2 separate regions of the Mus musculus genome follow, and region 2 is linked to region 1. The links are chromatin loops, found by intact Hi-C in ENCODE. Cell type or tissue: left cerebral cortex. All regions are shown on one strand. Links, peaks and the distances in the headings refer to the core of each region. The heading gives the core; the rest is flanking DNA. Region 1 has its middle 270 kb from the start of Mir221. Region 2 has its middle 230 kb from the start of Dipk2b.

Region 1 (15,608 bases), core at 4,808-12,807:
CCACCCAGATCTGGTCTGGCAAAGCAGACCACCCTCCCTTTCAAATGCACCCAGGCTCACGCACAACCTGAAGCATATCCTTGATCCTTTCAGATATGATGGACTGAACACACATCCAAACTCGTTCCAGTGAGAGACATTTTGTTTGAGTCTTTGGCAAAATGTTGGCTGGCAAAGTCATCTGGCTGGCACATTCCTCCAGCATCAAGTTATGGCACTGCCACCTCTTCTCAGTAGAGTTTTGAAATTTCATTTTGCACACCCTGTACAATGTGAGTCACTCGGCTTGCAGAGGAGGAGGAGGAGGAGGCGGCCATCTGCTAGTCATGAGTAGATGACAAATACCCTGCCCTTCGAATTTCCATCCTCATTTCACAATATTTAAGTAAACACATTTTGTAACCACTTTTTTTTCAGAGTTCCATAGGGTTTGACATGATTTTTTGAAAACACTGTATGAAGCTACCTTTTCTCCTTTCCTTCAAACAACTGTATCTATTGATTACTGAAATGATACTGTGAAGTTTTAAACAGTCAGAGCAAAAGGAATACACATCTGAATCGCATAATTAAGCCCCGTGCCATTTCAGAACAACTGTAAGAGACCTCTCCACCATGCACAGCTCCATGGTGACCCCTGCTGTCTGCCTGCAAAAATCCCCAACTATTACCACCCATTAGAAAGAAAAGGAGGGAGGAGGAGGAGGAGGAGGAGGAGGAGGAGGAGGAGGAGGAGGAGGAGGACAAGGAAAGGACGAGGAGGACGAGGAGGACAAGGAGGACAAGGAGGAGGAGAAGCAGGAAAAGAAAAGAAAAGAAAAGAAAAGAAAAGAAAAGAAAAGAAAAGAAAAGAAAAGAAAAGAAAGGAAAAGAAAAGAAAGGAAAAGAAAAGAAAAGAAGGAAGGGAAAAAAAAGAGTGTCCAAAAGAGAAAAGCAGGTGTAAAGGTGTGGACCCAAACACTGGGCCTGAAGCTGCTTCAAGTTTGGCTGCATACCTCCTAAAACCCAAAAGAAGTGCAGAATCTGTGGTAAGAAAGACTACAGCTTTTTAAGTCAGAGAATGTCTTGCTATTAAAATTTAAAAACACTTCCTATGGAGTTTTGGTAGCATATCCCAGGTGGTACAAGGACTGACATATCCCATGTGGTACAAGGACTGGCATATCCTTAAAATTTGCACAGCCACAAAATAAGGCTGTTTTTTAAACTTTGATGAGGGAAAAGGGCGGGTGCCATTGAGAAAATGAAATACATTTCTGCTGACAAGTAGAGAAAGTGAGAAATGGACCTACTGGCAGAAAGGCCATGATGTTCTCAGCTCATCAAAACAGTGGAAAAGGAATAAAATAAAATAAAGCCACTGAACAATCACAAAAGTAACAAGACATCATCCTTCTCTAACATCGAGTGATCATTGTTTCTTTATGTATGACTGTAACAAGGTCTTTACCCATGAAGACTGTTGTGTTACCCACCAGAGGTTCTCAACCTTTCTAATACTGCAACCCTTTAGTACAGGTCTGCCTGTTTGTTGGCCCTTAACCATAAAATTAATTTCATTGCTATTTTATACTGTAATTTTGCCACTGTACTGAATTGTAACATAATATCTATGTTTTCTGACGGTATTAGGAGACCCAGGTCAATGGATCATTCAACATTTCCGAGGGAATTGTAACTCACAGGTCAAGAGCCACTGCCCAACACCAAGTTCCCTCTGATTTTTGAGAATTTGGGATGTAGAATTATTTCTTTTCTCCAATACCTTCTGGGGAATCACTTGCAGCAAAGCTAGTCCCCTGAGAAACACCTGCTTGCTCTTTCCAGTGTTAGCTTTCTTTTGCTAGAACTAGCTTGCAAATTTAACTTCTAAAAATCCTATGTCTGTGGTAGGTGAGCTTTCTTAGAAAAAAAATACCGTCCAGCAAAGGTGATTCTAAAGAGGCTTCTGAGAGTATGGACTGGGCAGTATTTCTATTCTCTCTCTTGTGTAGAGCAGTATGCTTTGTCAAGGGGAACACCTATGCTTCCCTTAGATTATCATACCTTAATATTCTTCTGTTGGTCAGGCTTTCAATACAAACTCACTTGTAGTTTGTTTAGGAGTGTACTCTCTTATGGAAGTTTCCAGATGTTAGCCAGTATTTTGACCCTGACTGAGTGCAGTTGCATGTCCTTGATCAACAATAATATTTTTTTTCTAACACAGTCGATGTCATGATTTCTTGGCCTCATAACTGTCTTATTCTTTTTACTTTCTCTGGGGACCTTTGTTAGCATCAAACCTAACAAAGAGAGAAATCACATCCCTTTATTTTCTAGCAGCCCATGACAAACCTGGAGCCATTTCTCAAACACAGACAACATAAGAATGCTTAGAGTTGATGCTGGCCACCACACCCTCCCTCATGGAAACCTGCAGGATCAGTCAGGCTGAGACTTTATTTTCTTTATAGCCTTTCCAGTACCTAACTTGCTTCTGCTGCTTCCATCCTCGTCTTCTCTGTGAGCACTTACAAGAGAACACACAAAATACTCTTGTCAGCCTCTTCCTGTGTAGGACTCAGCCTACAACTCACACTGCACTCTTTCCATATCCCTACAAATAGGAACTCACATCCTTATTGTTCAGGTGAAGCAATGTTCGGGGGTTATAAGTGTGGCCTGTGGTCTCATAGTTGCTATATAGTAAGGTAGACCTGGATGAACTTGAAGTCTTCATTCAACCTTTCTTTTTACTATGCATTGATACTCTCCCTCAGGGCTTCATGTCTGGCCTTATCTTCCTTCTTGAGTATACAATATTCTGATGACAAGAAATAAAGGCCCAGATGTCATGTGCCAAACACCTGATACATAACTGATGGTCTATACTGGACCTAAGTCACATATTTCCTCTCTGAAAAACATCAGGGCTCATTGCCACCTCTTCCTCCTTGACTTCAGGACAGATCAACTCTGCTGTTTGTGATATGTCATTATCCTCTTCCTGCACCCAGGTCACCACCTTTAACACTGTTCATTCGTGAAGCAACATCAAAATCAAGGGCCCTGAGAAGGCACGACTTCTGTTTATTTAATCACACAGAATAATCACTGCTCAGCTCCTAGGTGGTGCTTTCTATATGTCATACTAGCAAAGTTGGGTCACTCCTGGGAATACCTGTATACAATATTAGTTTCATTGTGAAGATCTCTTTTAAAACCAGAATTTATTTGAAGAAGCAAGACTACATACTACTATAAAACCACCCACTGCTAAAGTCAGAATTGTCTTTTATCTATCAAAGGAAATTCGCTATGATGGGAAGGAGAAAAGGTCTATTGCATCTGTTTCTCACATTCCACCGCCACAAACATTCAGGAAGGCTAGTCACTGGGACAGAATGAGGAGTGGGAAGGCAAGCAGATTCATAGTATCTAAGGATCAGAAGTAATGTTAACCACAGCTAAGACCCATACTGATGCAGCTGTACAGAACTGTTCAAGAACCAATATGGGCTAGTGGAGCCTCTTTTCAATTGTCTGCTCCCTCTTTCAAGCTCTCTGTTCCAAGTTTCCCTTTCTGACAAGAGTCTAGTCTGGGGGATCATAAAAGAAATAAAATACAATACACAGACATGACCCACTAGGACAGAACAGAATGAAAACCACAAATTATAATTGGTACATTTTACTTCCCCAAACCGTAAACATAATCACCACACTGTACCACTTTTCCAGGATCTTTTTCAAATGTGCATATAACTGTTTATGCAAAAATCACAAATCAAATAATTCAAGATAGTATACTTTGAGAGGTATCAGAATGTTTACCAGTGCCCATGATTTTTAATCTCCATCTATCAGATTAAGGATTTGTTTCTAAAAACACCCCATTAGCATAAGAAGAGCCACAAAAGAACCTAGACTCACTGATACTTCAGAGTTCCAGGAAGATTCATTTATCAAGCATCAAACACAAAGCCAGATGTAAAACAAACAAACAAACAAACAAAAAACCCACCAGCACAAGTTTTAATGTAATTTGGGAGACAAAAGGAGTTAGTATTTAGTGGAAGACCACACCCAAAAACTGGGGAGGCCATACCTGGAGGGCAGAGACAACACTAACAATACCAATACCAGACTTGCACTTCAACTCTAGACAGCAGCTGTTTAAGAAAGTGTCGAATGACTACAAAGATAAAACAATCTGGAATCACGTACTAGAGGACCACAGGTTCATCACTATACCCAAGGAGTCTTTCCCCTTTAGGAGTCCTTGGGTGGAGATTCAGGCCTGACTTGCAGGCAGAGCTCTCTGTACAGCATAATGTACAGGCCACTTCAACTAGGCAACTTCAAACCCATCAGCCCACTACAGCTCTTCTGTTTATTTCTGAAGGTAAGGGGCCATGCTCTGTCTTTAAACCAAATTCACTGCCTACAAAGGTGAGATCCATGGATTTATGCTTGATGGTGATGTAAGAAATCATATTCATAGATAAAATCCTGTGTTTTTGTTAACTTTATTATTCTCTGAAAATCCCAAATAGGAAATTATCTGGTTTTCAACTGTAGGAGGAAAGCATTGCTGGGCCTTTGAAGCATAAAATGTGAGATGAAGAGGACAATGGATGGGAGGGAGAGGCACCAGCTGAATTCCCCATCACTTCCTGAAGAAGCATGTGGAAAGTATGAATCTGCTCACATGCATAGCAAATGATTAAAGAATGTAGGTTGACATTGCTCAATTAGAGAGCCTAAGACATGTGTGTGAGGAGATGGTGGAAAAAATGCTGGAAAGAACACTGGTATGTTGGTCAGAAAAATCTCCTATGAGTGGCCATGTAGACTAACAGTGATTGCATCTTTGTAGCCTCAGTTCCTACATCATTAACAATGAGATAATAGCTACATCATCAGTCTGGGGATGTAGTTCAGTTACAAAACACTTCTCTGTTGTACTCAATATCTGGGGTCCCATCTCCAGCACTGACAAAAACAAACAAACAAACAAACAACCCACAGCTACACCAAGTTCAGAATTAAATGGTATATCTCACCTATAGATTGAAACCTAGTGGCTCTTCAATAAATAAATGCAAATCAGTGTCACCAGGAAATCCCTGTATATAAGTGACTAATGCACTAAATAAAAAAAAAATCTGAAGAATAAAAATTTAGTTGAATTGCAACAAATAGTAAAATGAGCAACAAATATTTACTGGACAACTACTGTCTTCCAGGTGATTTGTTAAGTGCTGCAAAGTATCCTTATTTAATATTATTAACAACCAATAATGTAGATAATTATTATCGTGATGTTATATTTTTAAAAACTAAGGGCAGACACAGTGGAACACGACTGTAATCTCAGCTTGGGCTGAGGCAGAAAGATAATGATTTCCAAGCCAGCCTGGCCTAAATAATGAGACTCTGTCACAAAAGTGAAAAGAAGTTGACTTGGAGATATTACATAACATATCCACTGTCTCATATCTACTGAGTAATAGTGCCAGAGTTTAAACTGAGACTTCCAGAATTGAAACTGCTGGTATTTCTTCACAGATGCTGAAGCCATTACCAAGAACTATAAGAGGAAAAACAATGGCAAGTAGTAACCATAATCATTCTAACAAAAAACAAGTCTTTCTCTTACACAAGATTCTATAGTACTAAGTACTTCCATTTGCATTTTCATTAGCACACTAGCAAAATAGATGTCATAGATAGTGTACAACTTGGGTAAGATGATGTATATAGTTCTATGACTCAGGAACTTGGGAATATAGTATCAGTGCCTACTTTACATGTTTGCGATGATTTGAGCAAGCTAATATTTGTATATTCTTTAGGGTATCTTCTAGAATGTGTTACATATTCTCATTAAATAGTTACATGACAAATACAAAACTTAATATTGTGAATCAGCATGATGTGTTTATAAAAAGATAAAGAAAGGGGGAATGTTCTATGGAGGTATAGTCAATGATTGGGGAAGGGATGTGCCTCAGCCAGCCCATGCTGAGGCATCCCTTCCCCCTGAGGGACCAGCCACACATAGGTATAGTATAGAATCGAATTTATTAAGGGCATGGGGAGGGGAGTCAAGGGGGTAGTAGAGGCAGAGAAAGACAGAGAGAGAAAGAGAGACAGACAGACAGACAGAGAGAAAGAGAGAGGAGAAGTAGAGGAGTAGAAGAGTAGAGGCCTGCCATGAGCATGTGGAGAGAGAGGGGGGAAGGGAAGGGAAAGGGGAGAGAGGGGAGAGAAGGGAAGAGAAAGAGAAAGCAAGAGAGCAAGAGGGCAAGGAGGGGGCAAGCAGCCCCTTTTATAGTGGGTCAGGCCTACCTGGCTATTGTTAAGTAACTATGGGGCATAGCATACCTGGCAGTTGCCAGGTAACTGTGGGGTGGAGTTTGGACAGAATGCTAACACAGTATATACCCAGGCTTTTTTTTTTTTGCTTAAATTCTGCATGAAGCTGCTCTGCAGTTCTTGGGTTGTTTGGAAGGCTTACTCTCAGCTTTTTGGTCCTTTCCATTGCTTCCCTTACCACAAATCCAACAGTAACTACTCCTCTGAGAGCTGTTTCTACAGCTGCCCTCTTCTCCTTTCTCTCTTGTTTTCTCAACTATATAAAACCACTGTTAGCTCAGCCTACCACTGTTCTGAATCAATAAGCCTGTAGCAGGCTGAAAAAGCCATCAGAGTGGGTGTGTGGCAAATTGCTGTGGCAATGTCTTTAATTACCTATGGTTTCAGAAATAACAGGAAAACACACACACACAAAAGACGCCACCCATCTGTCATAGAGATGGGTAGAAACCAAGGAAGACAAGAGCTACCACCAACCTGGTAAAAGACAAGAGAAAACCACACCCAGATGTTTTCCTAATTTTCTCTTGTGCCTACTTGTACCTTGCTCTTTCATATGTAGACCTATGCTGTCATCAAGTGCCCTGAAGCAGAGGAAACACCCACATTTCCAGGAGAAATTTATGGCAATATCCTTACCAGGGTGTTGCCAAGAATGTTCCCACAAATCACATCTCCTGAGACTTCTTTCATTCCAAGTTCTGCAACACATCTATGATAGAAATATTTCAAAGGAAAATGAATAGAACAGATTCTTTTAAAGATGGTACCTGAGCCCCAACCACACATACCATCAAATGTCACCACCAAAGTTCAACTTTGATACAAATCAAAGCAAGACCTCTTTATAATTTCCTCCTACTGAAAATGAACCTGACCCATGAATTCTCATGCTCTTATATGGAACCCCCCCCTACTGCCACAGGACTGCACTCCAGTTGGAATTTCTTTCTTTGAATTTTTTCTGCCAGAACTTTCTACCATGCCCAGTCTCAGCAAGATGTTATGACCTATCACACTATGCTCCACTCTACTGGGGTCTTTAGCTTCTTCCTGCACTATAAGATGAGAGCTATTTATGAAATGAAAAAACTTCTGGAAAATCTAATACAAACTATTACTCTCTTATTCCAAGGGCCCTGTATTTTGAGGAGAGGCCTCTGAGGCCTTATTAATTTATCTCAAGGTAACTCTGTGTGAGTAATTGGTATGAACTTTTCTTCTGTTTTGAATGTCACTGGACTTCACAGATTGTGATTGTTCTTTAAGGACAGGAGTCGGGTCTAGCTTTGGAATCTTGTGGTATTTTTTTCTCTTTTTGCTACTCTTAAGGCTAGGGTCATTAAGAGTATCTTGCTTGTCATTCATGTAGGGTATGGTGAATAGTAGAAATCGGTTTATTTATTGTTTGTCTTTTATATAATGGTAGAAGTTGCATGCCATAGAGTCAGGGAATGGACGCTATATTCTTTGTTATTCAGATTATTTTAATTGGTGATAACAGAAGGGGTTCTTTCTATTCTCCTTTAGAATCTTGTCCTGACTGTCCAATATCTACTTGGCTGTAGTTCTAAAACTTCAGGTCTTTAAAATCCATTTACTTTAAACCTAATAACAAGTGCCCTAGGGCAAAAAACCCCACCAAAACCAAACCAACCAAACACACACACACACACACACACACACACACACACGCATACTTATCATATTGGATCAATGGGAATTAAAGTTATAATTGTGCCAGTTATATAATACACTCGCAATAAATAATTGTTGTGCTCTCAGTCTTTAATGGCATACATGGCCTTTGTTGCTAGTCTATAGTCCTGGACACTTAAGCAAACCAATGTTCACAAAAGATTTTGTTTTGTTCCCACCAAATTCATGCCCTGGCTGTGTGCCAGGTGATTTTCAAAGAGAGTGTCTACATTGCCCTTAAAAACTCAGCTAATGTTTTGCTCCCCAGTAACACCACTGTTCAGAGCCAGAGATAGGAACCAGAATAATTCTTTGCTCTGATTTCCAGGAAAGGTGAACAATGCTACTAATTAGCTAGAACAAAGAGAGAAGTCTATATGAGCCACATGCAGAGGATTCCACTTAAATTCAAAGCAAAAACAAAAACAAAAACCTAAAAAACAACCCTCTGATAATTTCTACTTTATAAATGCCCTTTAAAATGCTGCCATGTGACAGGAAACACTTTCAGATTTCATTTTTTTTTCCAGGCTTGTGACCTCTCACCTACTTTGAATGATTCACTCAGTCTATTCACTCTCCAGGAATGTTGGCTTTGGCAAAGAACTGCAAGTCTCTTAAAATAAACACAACTGGGCTTTCATCTCACAGCAATCACTTCTGCCTGCATATTTCACACACTGTGTGGCAGGATATGTTGAATTAAAATCATAATCTCTGAAGTGAGATCCAGGTCCAGGTTAGGCCACTCAAGAATTAATCATGCATTAATTTCCCAAGAAGAATATGAGTAAGAGCTCCAGCCATTACTTCTCCCAGGTAATGGTCTCAACCCCTCCCAATTACCCCAAGCTACAGTAAATTAAATTCATGCAGGAAATGGCATTTGGAAAAAAAGAAACCAATGCCAATACTATTTTAAACATGTACAAACTAGAGATGTAAGCTAAATCACCCTGTTGGTTTTTTTTTAAAGTATAACTCAAAAGTTAAATCTCACCAGATGTATCAAATTTTTATGGATTAACAATATGTTCAACATATTTTAGATGTTTGAATAGTTTCAAACAAATATATGACAAAAAGCCCTTGTGAGCTTAAAGTCTTCCAGGATGAGCAAGACAAATGAACACATGCAAAACACTAATGACAGAGGCCAGATGTATGGTAGCCACTCAATGAAACGTTTGTCTGTGTGACACCAGAATTTCAATTCCTCCAGGTATGTGCCTATAAATTAACTACCTAGACATGTATATTTATCTTGGATTTCTCATATATATAAAAAAGCACATGCCATAATAAATTAATCAAGTGACTACAATGATTCAGTAAGATAGAAATGACAAAATTACTATGTGTGCCTAATATGGCCTGTAATAAAACAACAATCTAAGAAGTCAGTCCAAGGAAGTTAATGCTATTCTTGGTTGCTTTTCAATGGATATAAGTAGGTAGGTTAAATCACCATTTTAATTTTTAAAATTTAAATGCTGTGCTTGCTGCTAGAGCAGACCACTAGTTTGTCTGTTCCCATGAAGACTCCATATTCCGATACATTCCAAAGGACCTGCTTCACTCAGAGCAGTTGGTAAGAACACCCCAGCCCTAGCCCTTAGTCCCAGAGCTGCTGCTAGGAGTCTGGTGGACTCTGGACCCATCACTCACCAAAAGCCTTGCCCTCCCCAATACTATTCCCCTTCCTTCCATCCCTCCCAACTCTTCTACCTGGTCCTTGCTGCTGTGGCAGATACCTAGTTAGTCTGCTCCCCCTGAAGATTCCATATCCCAATACATTCCAGAGGACCCACTGTACTCAGAGCAGTTGCACACAGCAATCTGAACAATTGAGAAGTTGAGGACCCTCTGTACTCAGAGCAATTGAGGATCCAATGCTCTCAGAGTAGTTGGACAACAGCTTGAGGGCTCCAAGGAAGACCCAATAGTCTGAAAGCCTCCCAGGAGATATATTGCAGCCAGGGCAACAGATCAGCAGCTTCTCTGCTCCTGTGTAGAGCCCCTAGTTGGAAGGCCCCACAGGTGGTCTGATACAGACAGGGCAACAAGCCTACCTGAAGACCTGAAGCAACCCAGGGACAAAAGAGGCAGAATCAACAAACACCAGGGATATCCAGATGGCAAAAGGCAAGCACAAGACCAACACATGGGCATCACCAAAACCCAGTTCTCCTACCACAGCAATCCCTGAATACACTAATATACCTGAAAATCAGAATTCTGTCCTAAAATCCTATCTCATGAAGATAACAGAGTCTTTTAAAGAGGATATCAATAACTCACTGAAAGAAATACAGGCAAATAGGTGAAGGAATTGAATAAAGGAATCCAAGACCCAAAAGTAGAAGTAGAAACAATAAAGAAAACACAAATGGGGGCAAACCTGGAAATGGAAAACCTAGGAAAGAGGTCAAGAATTGCAGATCTAAGTATTACCAACAGAATTCAAGAGATAGAAGAATGAATCTCAGGTGTAGAAGATATAGTAGAAGAGGTTTACACAACTGTCAAAGAAAATTGAAAATATAAAAAACTACTAACCAGAGGCCTTGGTCTTGCCAAGATTATATGCCCCAGTACAGGGGAATGCCAGGGCCAGGAAGTGGGAGTAGATAGGTTGGGGAGCAAGGTGAGGGGTGGGTATAGGGTACTTTCAGGATAGCACTTGAAATGTAAATGAAGAAAATATCTAGTAATTTTTTTTTGAAAAAAAAAAAAAAAAAAAAAAACAAACTCATAACCTAAAGCATCCGGAAAATTCAGGACACAATGAAAAGACCAAACATAAGAATCATTGGAATAGAGGAGAACCATGATTCCCAGCTCAAAGGATGTGAAAATGTCTTCAAAAAAATCATAGAAGAAAACTTCCCCAAACTAAAAAAGAGATGGACATAAAGGTAAAAGATGCCAAAAATGAACAATGGAAAGAATAAAGCATCTTCAATAAATGGTGCTGGTCTAACTGGCTGGCAGTATGTAGAAGAATGAAAATATTTGTCACCTTGTACAAAGCTCAAGTCCAAGTGGGCCAAGGACCTCAACATAAAACAAGATACACTGCATCTAATAGAAGATAAAGTGGAAAAGAGTTGTGAACTCACTGGCACAGGGGGAAATTTCCTAAACAGAACTCCAATGTCTCATGCTCTAAGATCAACAATTGATAAATGGAACCTCATAAAACTTGAAAAATTCTTTAAGGCAAAGGACATAGATAATAAGACAAATCGTCAACCTACTGATTGGGAAAAAATCTTCACTAACCCTACATCCAATAGAGGGTAATATTCAAAATATATAAAGAACTCAAAAAGTTAATCACCAAAAAAACCCAAACAACCCAATAAAAAATGAAGTATAGGACTAAACCGAGAATTCACAACTGAGGAATCTAGAATGGTTCAGAAACACCTAAAGAAATGTTCAAAGTCCTTAGTGATAAGAGAAATGCAAATCAAAACAATCCTGAGACTCCACTTTACACCAGTCAGAATGGCTAACACCAAAATCTCAGGTGACAACACATGTTGGAGAGGATGTGGAGAAAGAGGAACACTCTTCCATTGCTGGTGGGATTGCAAACTGCTACAACCACTCTGGAAATCAATCTGGAGGTTTCTCAGAAAATTGAAAATAGATCTACCTGAATACCCAGCTTTACCACTCTTGGGAATATACCCAAAAGATGCCCGACCATACCACAGGGGCACGTGTTCGACTATGTTCATAGTGGCCTTATTTGTGATAGCCAGAAGCTGGAAACAACCCAGATGTCCCACAACAGAAGAATGGGTATAGAAAAAAAATGTGGTTTATTTACACAATGGAATACTAATCAGCAATTAAGAATGAGGAAATCCTGACTTTTGCAGGCAAATAGATGGAACTAGAAAATGTCATACTGAGTGTCAGACCCCAAAGGACATGCATGGTATGTACTCACTAATAAGTGGATATTAGCGAGATAGAGAGTGAAAGAGAGAGAGAGAGTCGACCACCAAACAGACAGCATGTACCAGCTGAGATGATGCCCCCAACACACATACAGTAGAGGACTTCCAGGTCTGTGTTCATTCAGAGAGCACCTAACCCTCAAGAGACTGGAGGCCTCAGGGAGTTTAGAGGTCAGGTAGGGTGGGGGTGGGGGCATCCACGTGGAGACAGGGTGTGGTGTGGAGGAGTTGTGGGATGTGGAACAGTCAGAGTGTGGAAGGGGAGGGACAGGGAATGGAATATTGAGTGTGAAATATGAATTAGTTATAAAATAAAATGTAAAAAATTTAAATGTTCATACCTTCTTCAGTATCTAGAACATGGTAAGTGCTTAATATACTTTGTTAACTGAGTAAATAAATAAAATTCTGAATTGTATTTAGATTAAATCTACAATAACACAGTAATAATTAATAAAGGTAAAAATCTTGTGCAAGTGGAGAACCTTTGCACTGTTAGATTTCTTGAGTTATGGTTAATAGCGTATTTCTGAACATCACTAAAGTGTTTTGGTTTTTTTCTGATCCAAACATAGCCATAGAAAAGGGCTTTCTTTTAATGTCAAAAAATTCCTTTGTGATTTGTTTCAGCAAAGTAGCTAAAGCAAGACTGAAAATGCAGTAAGTTACCAGTAGCTGAAGTCTACATCCACATTTCACAGTAGAAAGACTAGATTAAGAGAGCAACCTTAGTCCACAAAGAAGACCATCACCAAGATCACGGGAATACACAAGGCTCACTGCCTTGCCAGCATGGAAATATGCACAGTGTTAAAATGGCTATGTTTCTGTCTCCTAAGTGAACTCTTCACAAAATGTGTTTGTGTTTTCTCTGTACATTCATAAAGCGAACCAGATAAACATGATTTAGGAAATGGCAGTCCTTAGTGCTACACAATGGGGAGCAAGATCTACACTCTTTCTGGCTCTTTTGTCCCCTACCTCCATTACATTTCCCCCTTCCCTCATCCCTTTCCCCACTATGGGGTACCAGGCTAAAATTATTTCTGCAAATATTAGCCCTTCTTCCTTTTTATTCCATCTCATATTCCCATGAAAAATTATGTTGAATGTACATTAAAATATCTCCTTTTTAAAAAAGGAAATGGCAGTCTTTAGAGAAACAGGGAAGCATAAAATACCTTAGTGCAGAGTTATTTTTCCATAAGGAAGCATTAACTTCACCAAAGGAAACACAGGGTAACAAGACCATTTCCTTTCAGCAGCATCCAAACTAAACTGTAGGCCCCCTCTGGGGTGATGTTTTGCTATGAAGGTCTTGCCCTGCAGGAGAACTCATCACATAAGCAAAAGCTCCTGCTGAGCACTGTTATAGAAATGGAGGTTCAGGAAAGCATGTTTATCTCCCCAGTAGCCTACTTGTGTATATCTTTATGTATATGTACTTTATGTACATACAAAGATGATATTGTTGTTTTTCCTAGAGGAAATAGCCTATCAACTAAGATTGCATGGGCACCACAGTTGAAGTCAGAAGGTTCATATAACAGGACTAAATAAAGGATTGTGAGAACAAATGTGTAATGTCATGCACTTGTAGAGTAGCACACCAGGAAGCCCTAGTCATTGATAAGCCTGAGAAAGAGGAAGGACCCTATGTAAATTGGCAAATGGAGGAGAGACAGACCACCCAGTGGAAGCTCCCCCCTGTTTGCTTCCTTTTGTCCTACTTCATACTTATACTTCTGTGGATTGAACCCAACAAGAAGCATGGTGGAATAGCTTATTTCCTCCAAGATTAGAGAAAGGAGGAAAATGCCACTGAAGTTGAAAAATACTTAGTTAATAATGTGCTTAGTTATGCTCTGCAAACTAGTCTGACTACAGTAGTTCTCAGAGCTATTACATGGCATCCCTCAAAAAGAAACAAGAGAAGGTAGTTTGCATGCCAAGGGTGAGCATTTTTATATTGCTTCTGATCTTCCTTGCAGCCAGTTTCTGTTTTCTTAACTCTTGCTTCTTCCTGTAGAAGTCTTTTGATATTTCTTTTGCTCTCACCCACCTCCCGGCCTCCCACTGCGATGAATGTACATAGTGAGTTCATGACAAGTTAATTAACCTTCTTGATCCTACTTTTGTTTCTAAAAATGTAGGCTGTAGACCAGACTTTCTTCCAATCATAAAATGAAGCAAATAAATTCCTACTAGATCTTGCTTTTAAAGGTTTCAGAGGAAGGAATAGTGAAAATGGGAACACAGAGATGAAGATGATATTTTAAAAGGAAAAATAAAAAACTGAAGCAACTGTTCCAAAATGTATCCTTTTAGGGATGTTTAATTCTATGAATGTTTTTAAAGAAAATTTTCAGAGTGCATATGTAGGTACTGAAAGTGGGACTACTCGTCAATGAAGTCCATACACTATTTTCCACACTAGTTTTTCCTAAGAATTAGATTTTTTACTAAAATAGTTAAACTATCAAAACTGCATTAGACCAGTTATAGTTTACTATAGTTTATTCATTATTGTTTATAGTGGCTACTGGTGAAGAACCGTGATAGTCTCTAGAAATATGATTCTAGAGATTGTATTTCATAATAACTAAAGAAAAAAAGGAACCACCACAGTGATTCTTCTTAGGGGAGTCAGAAATAGAATAATTAGAGAAGGAATGATTTGAGCATACTTATCTTAAAGTCCTTTAAATTGCTCTACTATTTGCAGAACAGCTTGAAGACATAGTGATACTTATTCTTATAATATTATAGAATATTAATGTTCTCCCTTATGAATCCTTGAATTCTTTTGAAATCCTTTCACCAGGGAAATTTGATGACACTCATAAGGGTGTTTTTAGCACTAATACTAGACTGGCTTAGAGGACACCTGCTATGTGACTTCATGTGTCTGATAATTTCCTGCTCATACTATGGGCTCTCTGAGGGCAGAGTGGTGCCTATCTTGTCTGTTGTATATAATGTCTAGTACCTACTAAGATAATTGCGCAGTGGGTTTTGTGAATAATGAAATGAATGAAGTTGGTTTTGTTTGTTTGTTTACGGGTTGCCTTCTTCCCAAACTGAGTTTTCTTTGAGTCAAGACTCCTGTTTCTCTAAGTAGGTTCCTTTGTTGTTTTACCTTGGGTCACCAGTTCAAACATGTCAAGAAAGAAATGAGTGTTTTCTAAGATTTTTGCACACCTCATCTCTTGACATTGTGACACAACATTGTCACTTATAAAGTTCACACCAAGAACTATGTAATCAAATTACAAAAATATTCACAAAACCTATAATTTATTTATGTGATAATTCTGTATTAATCCACATTAGTAGCTGAAGTACTCATACACATCTAAGTTTTCAAAGTATAATGTAATGGTTTTACTTATAATTTTACAAGTTTATGATGGGGTGGAAATGCTATCCTTTTGGTGCTTTAGATTTTAAGTTCGGTTCTATTCCTGGAGTAGTGAAGAGATGACGGACAGAAGCAGTGAGCTATAGCTCCTGCTCAGCCCTGATCGCCAGAGAAAACTACTAACACTCTATACAGTGCTATGTTAATAAGCG
Region 2 (15,608 bases), core at 3,744-11,743, 180 kb after region 1:
TATTATTATTGAAATAATTAGCATCATTATTAAAATGCAAAATCTTAGAATTCAATGTAAAATAATTAGAAATATTGACTTGAGATTGTCAAATATCTAAGTAGAAGTGGCATCAAGAGCAATGGCTGGCAAACAACAGTCAAGTCATATTCAACATCTTTATTAAGAGACTCATTTTACTTATTTATAAATTTTCAGATGATATATTTTGAATATGTATTTTACTTCCACAACTTCTCCCAGATCCTCCCTACCTCCCTACCCATTGAACATTATGCTCTCTCTCTTTCAAAGAAAAGATAACAAAAATGATAAATAAAATTCCAATAAGACAAAAAATGCCAAGACAAAACAAAAAATTCCACATTAAAAAAATGTGGGGTTCATTTTGTATTGGCTACATAGTCCTGGATATTCTTACAATTTTTATTGTTGTAAAATATAACATCTTTTATTTTTTAAAAGTCCATTTTACCATTGCAACCGTTTTATGCACAATCTAATGGCATTAAGCATATTCTCAGCATTGTGCCACTGTCACCACTGTCTATTTCAAAGACTTTTCATAGCCTAAGTAGAAATTTCATAACTCTTAAGCAAAAGCTTATCAACTCTCCTCCTTTTTAGCCTGTGGCTATCTCTTGTTACTTTCTATAATAATTCACTTCTCATAGATGCAATTTTTATCGTTCTGTTCTCATATTCACTTACTTCATACAGTATTCCAAGGTTCACTCATGCAAAGTGAAGTTTCATTCCTCTTAAAGACTGAATAATATTCCACTGTATTGAAGCACCATAATATGCTTACCCATTAATTATGGAAACAGAATGTTTATAACTTTTGACTATTGTAAATAATGTTTCACAAACTTTGTCATAGAAGCATGTGAGTTTCTGACTTCAATGTCTTTAGCTACATAGACCTAAGAAAGCAATAGATCAGTTATATGGTAATTCTCTTGTAACTTCCTGGAGATCCATTGAACTGCTTTGAACAGTGGCTCTACTATTTCATGTTCCAACCAGAAATGTCTAACTTTGCCAATCTCTCCAGTTTCTCTCCAATATTTATCATTGTTATTATTGCCATCAAACAAAAATGGCAAAGTAGCATCTCCTTTGGTCTTTGAGAAGATGAGATGAAAAAAGAATGTAAGAGAAGATACAGAGAAGGAGCACAAAATGCCATTTTCTGGATATAATGTTAATGTGAGTATTGCAATTACAATCTCTTATATGCTTGCCTACATTGGCCCTACACAGGTTTACCAATAGTCATGCATGAATAAGGAAGCAGCTTGCAGAGCCTTACTTTTTTTCTGCTGACCTACTACTGATATGGTATAGGGGAGAGGTAGTTACTATCTTCAGATGAAGTCCCACTGCTGAGCTTAACAGATTTCACTGGACACTTAAAAACCTATGGTCACAAAGATTTTTCTGGTTAAATTTAGTAGATCACAAAACAAAATAACACAAAATAAAATAAAAAGACATGAATGTGGGTCCTTATGTACTTTATTAAGTTGCAAATTTTGAAAGAAAAGGATGAATTTCTAGATTAATTTAACCAGCAAAATTAAATGAAGCAATCAACAATTTAAAAGGGTACATGTTAAACAAGCACATTAAAACAGTAATAAAATTCTACCAACTAAAACTTCTAGGCCTAGATAGAGTCATAGAAGAATTCTACCATACTTTCAAAGATCTTCAGCCAATTCTTCTTAAATTACTTTTTTTAGTGGAAAAAAAAAAAGAATGAGCACTCTGAAACTTCTTCTTAGAAGCCAATATTACACTAATGCCAAAACATGTAAAGAAGAAAGAGCTACAAGTCAATATCCTTAGTGGGTATAGACCAAAAGATGCTCAATTAAAAACTTGCAAAGGAATCACTGACATATATCTAAAAAAATTATCCACCATCATCACAATGCCTTTTTCTCTGCTCTGAGATGCAGGGATGATTCAACTAGAAAATAGAAAGGCATTCAATACTCATGGACTAATAGAATTAATATTGTAGAAATGATCATTTTATCAAAAGCCATTTATAGATCCAATGCTATCTCAAACTTCCCATCCCATACCTTACATAAATAGAAATATATTATCCTAAAATTTATATGAAAACATTTAAGACACTGTATAGGCCAAACAATACTGAGCAAAAAGAATAATTCTAAACAGATTACCATTTCAGACGTCAATCAATATGTCAGACTCTTAGTAGCAACAACAACAACAACAAAACAGACACGTGAACCAGCGGAACAAAATCAAACACCCAAAGCAGAATATACAAAATTACAGCCATTCACTATATGACATAGGTGTAGGAAAGTAAATGAATAAGCTTGAATAAGACTCCATTTCACCAAGATGTAAGGCCAATAGTTGACAAGTAACATTTCATGAAATTAAAATGCTTCTGCACAGATAAAGAAACAATCAACCAGGTGATGATAATGTTCACACAATGGGGGAGAATTTTTGCCATAGATAGATAGATAGATAGATAGATAGATAGATAGATAGATAGATACATAGATAGATTTAATATCTAGAATATCTTAATTAGAGTTGGAAAAAATAGCCCATTTGGAAAATAGACCAGAGACAAAAACAATAATTCTCAAAAGAAAAAAAAAACCTAAGAAATATCTCAAAAAATATTCATTGCTCCTAGCATTTAGGAACTGTTTTACCCATTCTAAGCTGGGTAGGTACTGCAATTACAAATGTGCACTGCTGCATCTGGCTTTTTATGTGGATTCTGTGGATCAAACTGAGGTTGTCAGGCCTGCACATTCACCTGCTTGAGACACCTCCTTTGCCCAGATATTTTTTTAACACCCATAGCAATCCAACAAGGTAAGTATCATTATTCATGTTTCACAAACGAGAATATTGAGGTTCAGAAAAACATGTGATATTTGAATGCTTAGACAGTTAGGACTTGACCCAACTTTTTATGCATGATACAAAAATCATCTCACTTAGAATATACTAATAGTCTAGCTTCTTTTTTTCCTTTGATTATAACTAAATTTCTCCCTTGGAACTCTCCTGGGTCTCCTTCAAATCCATAGTTTCTTTTTCTACTATTTGTATATATATATATATATATATATATATATATATATATATATATATTCCTAAATTGAACCTGCTTAACTGCTAAGCCATCATTCGCATAATGATATTTGTATATTTGCATAATGATATTTGTATGTTTTCTTTCAGGACTGAAAACTCCGTGTTGGTGTGATCATATGTGTGCTTTTGTGGAAATTAATGTGGCTGTAGGTTCTGAAACTACAAAGAACTAATGGGAAGAGAAGAATGGATTTTAGTGAATAGATGAGGATGGCAAGAGAACATGTGTGACACACAAGTGGAAAGGAGAGTCTTGAAGGCAAAGGGGCATAGAGGATGGGCAGGGAGATGGAGGGAAGAAGAGAAGGTCAGTCCCCAAGAAGGTAAGTATAAAAACAAAGTTTTGGCAATCCAGGGACTAGAGGGGTGTCTCAGAGGTTAAGAGCACTGTCTGTTCTTCTAGATCAACTGGGTTTAATTTTCTATACCCACATGGCAGCTCACAACTGTCTGCAGCTCAAATTCCAGGGGTTTTAGTACCTTCACAGACATAAATGTAGGCAATACACCAATACACAGAAAAGAAAAAGATAAATATTTAGAAAAAATATTGCAAGCCAAAGTCTGCAAACATTAAGAAGGGTGTCCACATCATGCAGGCTGTCACCCCAGAACTCTATTGTCCTATGACCTCTCCATCCACTTTCATCAGACCTGCTGATCCAGAACCAAACAGGTTAGATTCTCTTCCTGCACCCATTTTCCCTGCTGGCTGAGTCCTGTGGGGCATGTGCAGGTTCTCTGAGTGGCCTAGTATCCTCCAGACCTCCATTATACACCCATTTCTCTACTTGCCTTCCTCTACCTAATCCCCTTCCCACCACATTCCCAGCATACTCAATAGCTGGGAGACTTGCACCATTCCCTGAGTACCATTGTCCAGGCCAAGGATACACACACCAGGAGCCTGCAAAAACAGGATCATTAAGGTTAGGCTCCCTCCCAATACCTACTACAATAGGAATATCCAGGGACAAGCAGAGGGCTAAAGGCTATAAAAAAAAATCAACAAAACCCTGGGCAATTTGATACCTTGAGAGCATAGCTATACTAGAACAGCAAGCACTGGCTATCTTAGCACAAACAAAGCACAAGATGACCTTCAATCCAATCTTGTAAAGAAGATAGAGGCCTTTCAAAAGGAGATAAATACATCCCTTAAAGGCATACAGAAAACAGAAGTCTTTAAAGAGGAGGCAAATAAATCCCGTAAAGAAATACAGGGAAATGCAATTAAACAGGTGACGTAAATAAGCAAAACTGTGCAAGACTTGAGAGTGGAGACAGAAGTAAAAAGAAAATGCAAACTGAGGAAATTCTGTAGATAGAAAGCCTAGAGAGGAGAACAGGAACAACAGATTCAAGCATCACCAACAGAATACAGGAGGTGGAAGAGAGAAACTCAGATATAGAATATACAATAGAAAAAATTGATACATGAGTCACAAAATGTTAAATCTAAACGAAGTCCCTGACACAAAACATCCAGGAAATCTGGTATATTGTGAAAAGGCCTAACCTAAGAAAAATAGGACTAGAACAAGGTGAAGAGTCCCAGTTCCAAGGACCAGAAAATATTTTCAACAACAACAAAAAAAATCATTGAAAACAAACAAAAAAAAAAAACAAAACAAAACGAAATAAAACAAAACAAAACCTTTTGCAACATACAGAAATACCTATAAACATACAAGAGCTTAGAGAACACCAATTAGACTGGACCAGAAAATAAAATCCTCTGACTCATAATAATCAAATCACTAAATCTATGGTACAAAGAAATAATATTAAAAGCATCAAGGGGAAAAGGGTAGGTAACATACAAATGCAGACCTATCAAAATTACATCAGACTTCTCAACAGAAACTCTAAAAGCAAGAAGAGCCTAGACAGATATCCAGTAACCTCTTAAAAGCAACCCACAGATGCCAACCTAGACTACCATACCCAGAAAAACTCTCGATCATCATAGATGGAGAACACAAACTATTCCATGACAGAACCAAGTTTAAACAATATTTATCCACAAATCCAGCTCTACATAAAACACTAGAAGGAAAACTCCAACACAATAAGTATAACAAAACAACATCCAAGAAAACACAAGAAATAAGTAATCCAATACCAGCAAAAAACAAGGAAACAAACATAAACATAAACACACACACACACACACATGAATACCACCAACATCAAAATAGCAGAAATTAACAATCACTGGTCATTAGTAACTCTCAACATCAGTGGAATCAATTCCCCAATAAAATGACACAAACTAACAGAATGAATGCAAAAACAGGATTCTGCTGCATACAAGAAACATATCTCAGCAATAAAGATAGACATTGCCTCAGAGTAAAGGACTGGGCAAAAGTTTTCTAAGCAAATGGACACAAGAAGCAAATTGAAGTAGCAATTCTAATATCTAATAATATAGACTTTAACCAAAAGTAATCAAAAGAGTTGGAGAAGGAAACTTCATAGTCATAAAAGGAAAAAATCTATGAAGATGATATTTTAATTCTGAATATCTATGCCTCAAATACAAGGGCACCCACATTTGTAAAAGAAACATTACTAAAGCTTAAATCACACATTGAGCCCCACATACTAGTGGTAGGAGAATTCAACACCCCATAGTCACAAGTTGACAGATCATCCAGACCAAAACTAAACAGAGAAACAATAAAACTAACATGTTATGAATCAGATGGACCTAACAGACATCTATAGAATATTTAACCCAAACACAAAATAATATACTTTCTTTTCTGCACCTAATGGAATTCTCTCCAAACAGACCCTATAGTCAGTCACAAAGCAAGTCTCAACAAATACAAGAAATTGAATTCATTGTATCTATCTAATCACACTACCATGGCTTAAAGCTGGACTTCAAAAACAAGAGAAACACCAGAAAGCCTACACACTCATGGAAACCAAATAACTATCTACTCAATGGTGTCTGGGTCAGGGAAGAAATAAAGAAATTAAAGACTTTCTAGAATTCAATGAAAATAAAGGCACAATATACCCAAACTTATGGGACAAAATACAAACAGTGCTAGGAGAAATTTTCATAACACTAAGTGCCTTCATAAAAAAATTCAAAAGTTTTCATACCAGATATTTAAAAGCAAACTGAAACTCTAAAAACTCTAGGGAAAAAAAAAAAAAAAAAACAAAGATGAAAAAGAAGCAAATACACCAAAGAGGAGTAGAAGGCAGGAAATAATCAAAATCAGGACTGGAATGAATCAATTAGAAACAAAGAACATAATACAAAGAATCAACAAAGCAAAGAGCTGTTTTTTTTTGTTTGTTTTTTGTTTGTTTGTTTGTTTTTTTGTTTTGTTTTGTTTTGTTTTTTTAAGAAAATCAACAAGATAGACAAACCCTTGGCCAAACTAGCTAAAAGACAGAAAGACAGTATTCAAACAAACAAAATCAGAAATGAAAAGGTAGACATAACAATTGACATTGAAGAAATTCAAAGAAACATTAAATCTTACTTCAAAAGCCTGTACACCACAAAAATGGAAAATCTTAACAAAACGGATGATTCTCTAGGCAGATACCACTTACCAAAGTTAAATCGAGGTCAGGTAAACTATGTAAGCAGACTTATATCCCCTAGAGAAATAAAAACTATCAATAAATATCTCCCAACCAAAAAAAAAAAAAAAAAACCAAAAAACAAAAACAAAAACAAAACAAAACAAAACAAAAAACGCTCAGCACAGATGGTTTTAGCACAGAATTCTACCAGACTCTCAAGGAAGAATTAATGTCAGTACTCCGCAAACTATTTCACAAAGTAGAAACTGAAGGAACCTTGCCAAATTCTATGAAGTCACAATCACTCTGATACCTAAACCACACAAATACTCAACAAACAGAATTTCAGACCAATTTCTCTTATGAACATTAATTCAAAAACACTCAGTAAAATGCTTCCATACTAAATTCAGCAACACATCTAAAACATCTTCCAACATGGTCAAGTAGGCTTCATCCTACAGATGCAGGATGGTTCAATATATGAAAATCCATCAACATAATCTAACATATAAACAAACTGAAAGGAAAAAAATGACATGAATATCTCATTAGACACTAGAGAAGCCTTTCACAAAAACCAACACCCCTTCATGTTAAAGATATTAGAGACATCAGGGATATAGGGCACATACTTAAATATAATCAAAGCAATTTCTAATAAGCCAATAACCAACATCAAACTAAATGGAAAGAAACTTAATCTTAAAGCATTTCCACTGAAGTCAGAGGTAAGACAAGGACGCCCACTCTCTCCCTATCTATTCAGTATAGAACTTGAAGTTCTACCCAGAGCAATAAGACAACAAAAGAAAATCCAAGGGATGCAAATTGGAAAGGAAGATGTCAAAGTATCTATATTTGTAGATGATATGATAGTATAAATCGGTAACCCCCAAAATTCTACCAGAGAATTCCTACAGCTGATAATCACCTTCAGCAATGTAACTGGATACAAAATTAACTCATAAAACTCAGTAGCCCTCCTTTATGTAAATGATAAATGGCTGAGAAAGAAATCAGCTAAATACTACCCTTCACAATAGCCACAAATAATATAAAATATCTTGGTCTAACTCTAACCAAGCAAGTGGAAGACCTGTAAGACAAGCATTTCAACTTGCTGAAGAAAGAAATTGAGGAAGATATCAGAAGATGGAAAGATCTCCCTTGATCATGATCAATAGGATTAATACAGTGAAAGGACCATATTACCAAAATAATTTATAAGTATCTACAGATTCAATGAAATTCCCATCAAAATTCTAACACAACTCTTTAGACATTGGAAGAGCAATTCTCAGCTTCATGTGGAAAAACAAACAAACAAACAAAAATAACCCAGGATAGCTATCTTGGTTTTTACTGCTGTTAACAGACACCATAACCAAGGCAAGTCTTATAAAGGACAACATTTGATTGGGGTAGAATCATCAAGGCAGGAACATCATAGAATCCAGGCAGGCCTGGTACAAGAAGAACTGAGAGTTCTATATTTTCATCTGAAGGCTACTAGTGGAAGACTGACTTCTAGGCAGCTAAGATCAGGGTCTTAAGCCCACACCAGGGTGACATACCTACTCCAACAAGGCCACACCTCCAAATAGTGCCACTCCCTGGGCCAAGCATATTCAAACCACAACAATAGCTAAAGGAATCCTGATCAATAAAAAATCACCATCCCTTAGATCAAGCTGATCTACAGAGCAATAGTAATAAAAATAATTGCATGGTATTGATATAGAAACAAACAGATTTATCAATGGAATTGAGCTGAAGACCCTAAAATAAACCCACATCCCTTTGATTTTTGAAAAACGAAGGTAAAACCATCCAGTGGAAAAAGAAAGCATCTTCAAAAATGGTGCCGGTCTAACTGGATCTATGCATGTAGAAGAATACAAATAGACCCATATCTATCACCCTGCACAAAACTCAATTGGACTTGAGTGGATCAAAGATCTCTGTATAAAACCAGATACACTAAATGTACTAGAACATAGAGTGGGGAATAACCTTGAACTCATTGGCACAGATGACAACATCCTGAACAGAACAGCAGTGGCTCAGGGTCTAAGATCAACAATTGATAAATGGGAGCTCATGAAACTGAAAAGCTTATGTAAAGCAAAGGACACTGTTAATAGGACAAAATGACAGCCTACAAATTGAGAAAAGATCTTCACCAATCCTACATCTCCTAGAGATCATCCAAAATTTACAAAGAACTCAAGAAGTTAGACGCCAAAATCCCAAATAACCCAATTAAGAAATGGGATACAGAACTAAACAGAATTCTCAACAAAGGTATCTTGAATGTCTGAGAAGCACTTTTAAAAATGTTCAACATCCTTAGTCATTAGGGAAATGCAAATCAAAACAATTCTGAGATTCCACCTTACAGCTGTCAGAATAGCTAAGATCAAAAACTCAAGTGATAGCACTTGTTGGTGAGGATGTGGAGCAAGAAATACATTCCTCCATTGCTGTTGGGAGTGCAATCTTGTACAACCACTTTTGAAATTGATTTGGTAGTTTCTCAAAAACCAGAAATAGTTCTATCTTAAGACATAGATAAATCACTCCTGGACATATACCCAAAAAGATGCCTCAATATACCACAGGAACACTTGTGCAACTATGTTCATAGCAGCTTTATTTGTAATAGCCAGAAACTGGAAACAACCTAGATGTTCCTCAACTGAATAATGAATAAAGAAAATGTGTTACATCTACACAATGGAATACTATTCAGCTATGAAAAACAAAGACATCATGAATTTTGCAGACAAAATGGATAGATCCTGAGAATATCATCCTGAGTGTGGTAACCCAGTCCTCAAAGAACAGACATGGTGTGTATTCACTTATAAGTGGATACTAGCCACAAAATACAGTATGCCCATGCTACACTCCATAGACCCAAAGAAACTGGGTCCCAAGGGAGAGTGCATGCATGAATCTTATTCCCCTTGTAGTAATATAACCTAGAGTCACGTCCATAGACTCCCTGTATCCTCTCCCATCCCAGGCCTCTCTCACTCCTCTTTTCCCAACACCTGATCAACATCCCTGTTCCCCTCCTCACCTCCTCTCTTAGCCTGTCATATCTCTCAATCCACCTCAGAAGACTATTTGTTTTCTCCTGAGAATCAACCCCTGACACTTGAAGATGCCCTGTTATGCTTACAGATAGGAATCTAGCATAAATGCCTCCTAAGAGGCTTCATTCAGCAGCAGATAAAGGCAGAAATATAGACCCACATCAAAAGTCAGGCAGATCTGAGGGAGTGTTTTGGAAGAGAGAGGGATAGAAATGAGCAAGTCAGATAGGTCAAGGACACCACAAGTAGACCCAGAGTCAACTCTTCTGGGACCACGGGTGGCTCATAGAGCCTGGGCCACCAACAAGGGAGAATGCAGTATGTGGTGTAGAGACTGTTTTTTTGTGGTATGTTGGTGAAGAATGTGACTGCTTTTTGCCCTTGTCTGAACAGTCTACCTGAGGCTAAGGTAAAGAGATTTATATTAATTGCATTGACAAAGGTAGTCTCAAAAAAGCCTGGCAGAGACTTTCTTCTCTGGTTAAGTCTCATGAAGAACATTTTGAAGAAGCATAGCAAGCTTAGAAAGGATAAATATAAAATATATGGTTTGAGTATTAAAGGGGCACCAGGAAGTGAAATGGAGCAAAATCCTGTGTTCTAGGAGATAAAAGATTAAGGGAGTGAGACTTTAGGGTAAGATTCTACCTAGATAAATTTAAATCCAGGTGTTGTGGACATAAATTTAATCCCAGGAGATAAAGCCAGCCAGCCTGGGACAGAGCAAGTTCTAGGTAAAGAAAAGCTTAAGTCTCCAAGTGATGGTACACACCTTTAATCCCAGGAGACAGGTATGCAGATCTCTGAGTTCAAGGTCAACCTACAGAGCAAGATCCAGGACAGCCAAACTTAGGCAGTGAAGAAGTTGGAAAACAGAAATTTAGTAACAATGCAATAGTACAAGGAGCCATGTTCCAGCCCCAGCAAGCAGCAGAACTCATGTAACTCTGGCTTTAGAGTCCATAATAGAAGGGACTACTGAGACAATTGATGTTAGTTATCTGGAGCTAAGAAATTAGTGGTGATTAAAGAGACCAGCATCATTGAGGTGAAATATTTGGGAAGTGTTTTCTGAGAGTACAGAGAAGTGGTGTTCCAGAAATATCCAAGGCTGTAACATTGAAATTGCCTTGGAGATCACAAGATGTTCGAGATGCCAGAGATGTGAGCTATCTGTTGAAGAAAGCTGCTAATAGGGAGTGGAACCAGCTGAAGAGAAAGAAGTTTGTTACAGACAACAAATGTGAAAAAGGAGTTGGAGATCTGAACTTTGTTTTGACATCAGACATAGAGATTCAGTTTAGCGTTTGCCCAGCTACTTTCCTGCCTTGCTTTGGGGATTATACTTAAGTGATTGGATGAATCTCAGAAGAGACTTTTAACTTTGGACTTTTTATATTGTTGAAACTGCTATAGGCTATGGGACTTTTGAAGTTGGACTAAATATATTTTGCATTCTGCTATGTCTAGGTATGGCTCCCATAGACACACATGTTTGAATAAGCCTATGGGGTCTAGGGAGTGGAATGTTAAGGTTTGTATATCCTTGTTCCAGGGAGTGGCACTATTAGAAGGTATGGTCCTGTTGGAGTAGATGTGGCCTTTTTAGAGTAGGTGTGTCACTGTAGATGTGGTCTTTAAGACTCTCATCCTAGCTGCCTGGAAGTCAGTATTCTACTAGCAGGCTTCAGGTGAACATGTAGAACTATCAGCTCTGCCTGCACTATGCCTGCATAGATTCTGCTATGCTCCCACCTTGATGATAATGGACTGAACCTCTGAACCTATAAGCCAGCCCCAATTAAATGTTGTCCTTTATAATATTTACCTTGGTCATGGGTCTGCTCACAGCAGTAAAACCCTAATTAAGACCTTTTGAACTTGGCACATCACAACTCTCCTGGCAAAAGGATTAATAATCAATTGAGCCTGTGAATTCCCACCTGCCTGTGTCACTCTTATTCCCTGCTTTATCCTAGTCCCAATAGTTCCCTGCCCTGACTGGAAAACACAATCTAGACATAGCCAATGTTTGATACTGCTCTCTTTAGCTTCCTTCTGATTAGAGCTAAATTTCACACAAAGATTGCTTTTAGTACCTGTTAATTGAAGTCATTGAAGAAAGGCCATTTCAAGCAACACCTAACAAAAGAGAGAGAAATGTAAATTGCTCTTGAAAATCTGATTTTGTGTGTAAACTTGGAAGACCTAATGGGCATCAAGAAGAAGGAGACTAATTAATTAAGAAGCACTAAATTTCCATTAAGGATACAAATAAAACATAAGGAACATGCTTAAAATAATACACAAGTTAATTCATAAGGTCACATTGATTAAACCCAGAGGTCAGACTTCAAGAAAAAAATGATTTCCAAAGTTGAGTAAGTGGGATCCTTCTCTCTTGTATTCAGTTTTCGTGTGGCAATAGCCACACTGAGTCAGAAGGTTTGAATGAAGGATATGACCAAGCTGACTAAAGAGGAAGTTGTGGAAAGCTACAGCTCTCTGGTTGAACATTTTCTGGATGAAGTTGTACCTCAGAGATTCTGCAGTAAAAATAGCTAGGTCAAGAAAGGAGAAACCTTAAAAAGCGATGTCCCTGTTTACAGAGAGCAGCGAAAGCTTAAGATTGGTATAATTAACCAGTGTGCACTGGATCTAGAAAATTATCAGCAGAGCTCTGCCATATTTCTCAGTCTTCCAGCTTGTGACACCAATTGTCAGGAAAACAGACCCTTCTTTGGAATTTGAACTTATACTGTCTGACTTTCAACTGAAGAACTTTTAGAAAACCCATGAATATGTTGCAGGATATCTGTGTACTCCTTAACATTGTTATGGAGTTCCTGATCCAGACCATAGGCTCAATACAATTATAATTAAAAGATGTATTGATTACTGCTAGCAGGACAACAATCTCTGAGCAAATCTTGATTTTGTGCTGAAAGGAGGAGTGAGGGAAGGGTTTTCAAAAGTGAAACCATATAAAGACCTTGAGTATCTATCTGTACAAGCAAGCCAAGAGCTATTTTGCTCTGCTACAATTAGGTAGTCAAGGCAACCTGAATGTCTACAGAAGCATTTTACAGAAACCATCACAAATACTTCAAGCAAATCTTCAAGGGAATGGCATTTTTCTGAGAAAATGGTCTAAGAGTTTCAGTTGATTCTCAGAGGAGATGGTGGCCTTCAAAAAATGTGAAGGCCATTAGACTAGCCTTGAAGACACTCTGTGATCTTCCTGCCTTTGTAATTTCAAGAGCAGATGAGTCATGAACCAGACTGGGCAGTCTATATTTACAGTTCCAGCTGCAGAGAGAATTTTTTTTTCCATTTTTATTAGGTATTTAGCTCATTTACATTTCCAATGCTATACCAAAAGTCCCCCATACCCACCCACCCCCACTCCCCTACCCACCCACTCCCCCTTTTTGGCCCTGGCGTTCCCCTGTACTGGGGCATATAAAGTTTGCGTGTCCAATGGGCCTCTCTTTCCAGTGATGGCCGACTAGGCCATCTTTTGATACATATGCAGCTAGAGTCAAGAGCTCCGGGGTACTGGTTAGTTCATAATGTTGTTCCACCTATAGGGTTGCAGATCCCTTTAGCTCCTTGGGTACTTTCTCTAGCTCCTCCATTGGGAGCCCTGTGATCCATCCATTAGCTGACTGTGAGCATCCACTTCTGTGTTTGCTAGGCCCCGGCATAGTCTCACAAGAGACAGCTACATCTGGGTCCTTTCGATAAAATCTTGCTAGTATATGCAATGGTGTCAGCGTTTGGATGCTGATTATGGGGTGGATCCCTGGATATGGCAGTCTCTACATGGTCCATCCTGAGAATTTATTCACTGTCTACAGATCTAAATCCATGGTGGCCACTACTATAGACTCTGTTATTCAGAGTGAATGGACAGTTAAAGAACTGATTTTAGCCTAAGAGGCTTTGACATCTGCACTACTATATGACCTTCCATCTTCTGGAACTCTGTGATCCAGTGCTAATGAATAAAATGGAACAGGTTAATAAATGAAAATAGAAGGAGGGACACTAATAGCAGTGGGAAAGAAGGAACAGAAGTAAAGGAAAGAAATTCTTGATGGGAAGGAAGGTATAAAGGGGGGAGGGTAGAAAGTGACAAGAATAATGAAAAACTGTTAGTGAAAGTAAAGATAAAGGAAAGAGAAGGATCGGAAGAATTCTTAGCTAGAAAGGGAAAAAAGTCAAGATAGGCTTGGGGTATCAGGGTGTGGTGTGCAGTTGATAAAAGGAGATGACAAATAGAATGAAAACATAAAAACGTTTTTTTTTTTTTACGTATTTTCCTCAATCACATTTCCAATGCTATCCCAAAAGTCCCCCACACCCTCCCCCCCCACTCCCCTACCCACCCACTCCCACTTCTTGGCCCTGGCGTTCCCCTGTACTGGGGCATATAAAGTTTGCAAGTCCAATGGGCCTCTCTTTCCAGTGATGGCCGACTAGGCCATCTTTTGATACATATGCAGCTAGAGTCAAGAGCTCCGGGGTACTGGTTAGTTCATAATGTTGTTGCACCTACAGGGTTGCAGATCTCTTTAGCTCCTTGGATACTTTCTCTAGCTCCTCCATTGGGGAACCATCCAATAGTTGACTGTGAGCATCCACTGACGTTCCTAAATGTAAGGAGTTACATACAGAACATCACCCAAAGAAAGTCTATGATACATATGATGTGATATGATAGATTGTGATATTACTTTTTGTGGTTGTTTGAATAGGCTTGGCCTGAGGAGTGGCAATATTTGGAGATGTGGCCTTGTTGAAGTGGGTGTGGCCTTGTTGAAGGAAGTGTGTCACTGTAGGGTGGGCAAAAAGACCCTCCCCATAATCACATGTGAGCTAGTTTTTTCCTAGAAGCCTTCAGATGAAGATGTAGAAGGCACAACTCCTCCTGTACCATGCCTTTCTGGACACTGTCATCCTCCTGCCTTGATGATACAGGACTGAATTTCTGAACCTGTAAGCCAGCCCCAATTAAATGCTGTCCTTATAAGCATTCCCTTGGTCATAGTATCTGTTCACAGCAGCAAACTCCTAACTAAAACACCCATAATGTGGCAAGCAATCTTACATAGCCTGCCAGAGAAATGTGACCCTTTAGGTAGGCATGACTCACCTATCGAAGAGGGAAGGATGACTGAGGATATTGGGAGGAGCTCTACTGTCTGAGAAAAAAAAATGCTCGAAGCACAAAAAGCCTTGGAAGAATTAGACCAAATGATTGCACATCTCAAATTGTTATCCAAGACTCCTAACTTCCTATGTCCACACAGGCTGCTGGAGATCTTCTAGTATAGGGTAACTACTTGGAGGACAGTAAGTGAGATGAAGTCATGGCACAGAACAATCATGTAAACAAGGACATGTCTGCCCACATGCTGGCCCTGATAAGCACATGGCCCCATGGGCCATCATGAAAGGAGGTAACATTTATCTGTTGTTCTGCAGCTCACTTATATTCATGTTTCACATGTTAGTAGTGTACACAACACCTCCACAAATATAATGCCTCATTCTATGTGCATCCCGAACATGTATAAATGGCTACCCTAACAGTGACCCTTCAAAGGACTGGTAGTAAGCACAAGCATGAGGCACTTTCATGTATTTTTTTCTGATTCTTAGGGGACTGGAATAGCTACTAGTTTAGGGAACAAGGAATACCTAGGAAGCAGGCAGAGGCAGGATTCTGTCCTCAGCATAACAGATGCTGAGACCCCAGCTCTCTCCACTACATGA

The links. Peaks named below come from ENCODE experiments on the same cell type or tissue, not always from the same donor. Only the 100,000 strongest peaks of a DNase experiment are listed, where the experiment ranks them.
Region 2: it touches region 1 in a loop (2.1-fold over the local background); 2 of 42 quality-filtered maps call a loop at or near these places.

What each region holds. Positions count from the first base shown.
Region 1 is chrX:18,867,295-18,882,902 of GRCm38, reverse strand. No RefSeq gene overlaps it. Among named protein-coding and RNA genes, the nearest start is that of Mir221, 270 kb to the left of the region's middle. In left cerebral cortex, for the core only: no CTCF peak of the experiment used is centred there; DNase peaks (open chromatin) are centred at 6,871, 8,691 and 9,192; H3K27ac peaks cover 253 bases.
Region 2 is chrX:18,687,919-18,703,526 of GRCm38, reverse strand. No RefSeq gene overlaps it. Among named protein-coding and RNA genes, the nearest start is that of Dipk2b, 230 kb to the right of the region's middle. In left cerebral cortex, for the core only: no CTCF peak of the experiment used is centred there; no DNase peak of the experiment used is centred there.